Regions from separate parts of the Homo sapiens genome. Here region 2 is linked to region 1. Evidence: read pairs that join two places in POLR2A ChIA-PET (ENCODE). Cell type or tissue: PC-3. All regions are shown on one strand.

Region 1 (2,500 bases):
CAGTGTATCATTTTTTTCATTTATGGCTCCTAGGTTTATCTTGCTTTAAACTGAAATCTTTATGCATGGTGGAGTCTAAGTGAAAGAAGTGAAGTTTAGATTCCCAACTTATTTTTCTTCCAGAAGACTCCAGTTTTCCCCAAAACATCCTACCGACTGTTGATTGAATTACTCTTATTGTTTTTAATAATTTTTCAGTTGATTTTCTAGGGTTTTCTAGATATATAATCATATACAAACAAAGATAATTTTGCCACCTTTAGTATTTGTAACTTTATTGTATAAAGAATGAAATTAAGCTGACTACTATTTGCAATGTATTGGTAACATTGGGCACTCTTTTCCTGACTTTGGAAATGATTCTAGTACTTAAACTTTTTTTATGATATTACCTTTTGGTTTGTTATATGTATTTTTAAAGATCATGTTAAGCAAGCATGCATCTATTTCTATCTTTTTTTTTATTTTGAGACAGAGTTTCGCTCCTGTCGCCCAGGCTGGAGTACAATGGCACAATCTCGGCTCACTGCAACCTCTGCCTCCCAGGTTCAAGTGATTCTCCTGCCTCAGCCTCCCGAGTAGCTGGAATTACAGGCACCTGCCATCACACCTGCCTAATTTTTGTATTTTTAGTAGAGGCGGGGTTTCTGCATGTTGGCCAGGCTGGTCTTGAACTCCTGAACTTGTGATCCACCTGCCTCGGCCTCCCGAAGTGCTGGGATTACAGGCGTGAGCCACCGCACCCAGCCTTTTTTTTTTTTCTTTTGAGACAGGGTATCACTCTGTCACCCATTCTGGAGTGCAGTGGCACAATCTAGGCTCACTGCAGCCTTGACCTCCCAGGTGCAAGTGATTCTTTAGACTTTTTAAAAATCGGGAAAGGAAGTTGAATTTTATTAAATGCTTGGGAAACTGGTAATGCTTGTTTACCTCAGTGTTGTTGAAGGGGTTTTTTTGGTTCCTTGTTTTATGATTTGTGCTACAGGTATAGATGTTGATCATTTTAAATATTTGGAATAAGAGGCAAGAAGAGCTAGGCAACAGGAAGTATAGTTTACATATATTTTTTCCTAGAACTTTTTCTCTGAGTCTCTTGAGATCTTTGCTGTTGTTCTATATGTGAGGGTGGAACTTCGATTTTAGCAGTTTCCCTGCTTTAGGGAGAACTTGGCACACCTGAAGATGTGAGTGGGAGGAGGGAGAGAATGACTCTCTGTAATCCTGTGGATTATGAGTTTTGTGTGATGAGTCAGAGCTTTTGTCTGCTTAGTCAGATTTGATCCTCACCTTCAAAGCTGTCTCCTCAACTCTAATGAAAGGTTGAGAAAAATAAAAACGATGAGGCCAAAAAAGTAGCTCGATTATTTTCTGCTCTGCAAACATGTGTCCCAAGATCTGTGATTCCCCCCACTTCTTTTTATAGGCCCCCCATGATTCTAAACGGCAACTATGAAAGTTATGGGTTAGGACATTTCTGAATATTCTCTTACTTACTAAATTGTGAACCTTGCCCTCTTAGGGCATATGCATATAGAATCAGTCTTATTAAAAGAGTACTGGTATTTTCCCTGGTTCCCACACTAATTTTGGTCCTTTTTGTCCTGTTTGGTGGATTTCGGGACAAGATCATGTGAATGTATGTTATTCAGATTTTAAAGGCTCTTTTCACATATCCACAAAAATCCCCCTCAGAAGAATTAGTATCATTTTGTATACTCTTGCAATTGGAAGTTGAGAATATTTTTTCGTTTTTTTTTAACAGTGGGAATATTATTATTTTAATTTGTATATTCTTGATTTTTATGGATAATCATATATTCCTAAATTTGTTAGGGAATTATATTTGTTTCTGAATTGTTTGGCAGGAATGGTTCTGGTAAGATTTTGTAGCAATGTGATCATACAATAATTATCTTAAAGATTTTTCCTGATCACCCCCAAAAGGCCGGTCTCATGAGGTATGGCTTATTTACATAGGTGTGCAAAAATATTAACTACACAGGCTTCCTTGAGTTAACTTGTGCGTATCCTTGAGCCTATGCACTATGTACAACTACTAAAGCTACAAAATTAACTTTTGAACTTTTTCTAAGGAATCTGAGCTAGGACATTTAAAAATTACTGATATTTCCTCTCCTCAGGCTAGAAAGCAAGCCTGGGACATTCTACGAGATTTTACCTACTATAGTACCCCCAATTATCCCTCAGATTTCTTTCTTTCTTTCTTTTTCTTTTCTTTTTTTTTTTTTTTTTTGAGAAGGAGTCTCGCTCTGTCGCCCAGGCTGGAGTGCAGTGGCGCGATCTGAGCTCACTGCAAACTCCACCTCACGGGTTCACGCCATTCTCCTGCCTCAGCCTCCCGAGTAGCTGGGACTACAGGCTTCCGCTACCACGCCCGGCTAATTTTTTGTATTTTTAGTAGAGATGGGGTTTCACCGTGTTAGCCAGGATGGCCTCGATCTCCTAACCTTGTGATCCGCCTGCCTCAGCCTCACAAACT
Region 2 (2,500 bases), 270 kb after region 1:
TGGGAGTGCTTTTTTTGCCTCGAGGTTATCATTTGTAAAATGGGATAGTATCTGCTTTGTGGGAATTTGTGAAGATCAAATAAGGTCATAAATGTGAAAGTTTTTATAACTTTATAGTTCTGTGAAATGTTTATTTTAGTATTTTATATTTTAGACTATATTTCACAAGATAGCAAGTGGTCTTACATGGCATCATATTCACTAATAGTCATTTTTTGATTATTTTGATTATTCTCATTGATCATTTTTGTCATACATAGTTAAATATAACTTAACAGCAGTCTTCACTGATGTACATAAAATTATCTTATAACTTCATAACTTAAGTTATAGAAAGTTTCTCTAATACTCTATGAATTACTAACAGATTAGTGTTTTTGGTCTTGGGAGTATCACCTGGTAGGTCATTGGACGTTTGTTTTCAATAAATTTTCTTAAATTAGTATCCTAGCTATCTACCATTCAAGCAGTAAACTTGGAGACATAAGATCTGTAATCTCATTCAAGCCCTTCTATGTGAGTACAGCTTTCTAAGCTTCTGCTTTTTTTGTTTTTTAAATGTAGTGAACTAGATATTTCTTACAACAGTAAAACTCTAAACATTGATTTTGATATATAATGAAGGGTTAAGGTTTTTAAAGTATCTTTCAATTTAATTCATAGTTATTTAAAAATATTTATACTATACATACACCTTGCTCTCAAGTGGCTTTTTCTGCATACATTATCCTGATTAACTGTTTTTACTCTGCGTGTATGTGTGTGTGTATGTATGTATATATGTGATCACAGGATCACAGAATCGAAAAGATGTGTATGTGTTTGTGTGTGTGTGCATATATATACAACATAGCTATACCCCAGTATCTGCAAATCTGCAAGGGATTAGCTCCAGGATCCACCATGGATACCAGAGTCACAGATGCTCAGGTTCCTTATATAAAATGGAATATTATTTGCATATAACCTACACACATCCTCCTGTATACTTTAAGTCATCTCTAGATTATTTATAATACCCAATAAAACTATGCAATAAATACCCAATAAATGCTATGCAAATAGTTGTTAGACTATATTGTTTTTTATTTATTATTTTTTAATTGTTGTTTTGTTATGAGGGGGTTGGATTTTTTGCTTTATATTTTCTTTTTTTTTTTTTTTTTCCTATTAAGACAGAGTCTCACTCTGTTGCCCAGGCTGGAGTGCAGTGGCACGATCTTGGCTCACTGCTGCAACCTCCACCTCCCGTGTTCAAGCGATTCTCCTGCCTCAGCCTCCTGAATAGCTGAGATTACAGGTGTGCTCCACAATGCCTGGTTAACTTTTATATTTTTAGTAGAGATGGGGTTTTGCCATGTTGGCCAAGCTGGTCTCGAACTCCTAACCTCAAGTTATCTGCCTGCCTCGGCCTCCCAAAGTGCTGGGATTACAGGCATGAGCCACTGTGCCCGGCCTTTGTTTTATATTTTCCATCTGCAGCTGGTTGAATCCACAGATGTAGAACCTGCAGATATGGAGGGCCACTTATATGAATATACACTCTTAGATACACACACACATACACACACAAACTCACATATTAGACATTTCAAACTTCAGTGCCTACAAAAGCCAAGTAAATGACATGAAAGAGTTCATTGGACCCCTCATGGGCACTGTGGCAAACAGGGGAGTCATGGCCCTATTTAAATTTAATAGTCAAAGCTCAACTCCACCCAATTGTTGCCATGTAGGAATGTGGGCCCCATGTTCCAGAACCCACTAATATTTCAAGGGAAGTCAAGACTATGGATTTTTATGTCCTCCCAAATATTAAATATTGGAAACAAATTCAGAATTTTTACAAGCATTATATGAACCAAATACATTCTGTGGCCTGTTTGGAGCCGGTGAGCCACCAGTTTGTGACTTCTATCAATATATAAACTAGAAAGATATGTACCATTGTTCATGAAATCTGATAAGTTTTGCTTAAGACCCACTAAGTTCCTCTTTGAATTTGTACTCTAGCCAAGAAAAGGTGATGGGGGTTGGGGGAATGCCCTGCCCAAGAGCAAAGTAATCAGGTAACAGAGTAACTTGATAAAAGTTTGCTTTTAAAGTATGTGTAGGTGCACTATCTAATGAGATCATCAGCTGACACACATCATTTTTTGTCTTTAAAAAATCACAAGTTTTTTGATTCTGTGATTTCAATTTCATACTTTCTTTTTTTTTTTTTTTTTTTTTCGTTTTGAGGCTGAGTCTCATTCCATCACCCAAGCTGGAGTGCAGTGGTGTGATCTCAGCTCACTGCAACCTCCACCTCCTAGGTTCAAGTGATTCTTGTGCCTCAACCTCCTAAGTAGCTGAGATTACAGGTGTGCACCACCACACCCAGCCAATTTTTGTATTTTTGGTAGAGACGGGGTTTCACCATGTTGGCCAAGCTGGTCTCAAACTCCTGACCTCAGGCGATCCGCCCCCATTGGGCCTCCCAAAGCGCTGGGATTACAGG

The links. ChIA-PET counts read pairs that join two places held together with the same protein. Peaks named below come from ENCODE experiments on the same cell type or tissue, not always from the same donor. Only the 100,000 strongest peaks of a DNase experiment are listed, where the experiment ranks them.
Region 2: POLR2A ChIA-PET joins it to region 1 with 15 read pairs; 4 of 35 experiments call an interaction of 5 or more read pairs at or near these places.

Annotation. Positions count from the first base shown.
Region 1 is chr2:159,599,690-159,602,189 of GRCh38, reverse strand. All of the region lies in intron 1 of BAZ2B (bromodomain adjacent to zinc finger domain 2B), which reads left to right. Among named protein-coding and RNA genes, the nearest start is that of BAZ2B-AS1, 14 kb to the left of the region's middle. RefSeq lists an enhancer at 2,459-2,500. In PC-3, no CTCF peak of the experiment used is centred here; a DNase peak (open chromatin) is centred at 1,219; H3K4me3 peaks cover 403 bases; H3K27ac peaks cover 1,000 bases.
Region 2 is chr2:159,327,803-159,330,302 of GRCh38, reverse strand. The region is part of intron 34 of BAZ2B (bromodomain adjacent to zinc finger domain 2B); the gene reads left to right. Among named protein-coding and RNA genes, the nearest start is that of WDSUB1, 42 kb to the right of the region's middle. In PC-3, no CTCF peak of the experiment used is centred here; no DNase peak of the experiment used is centred here.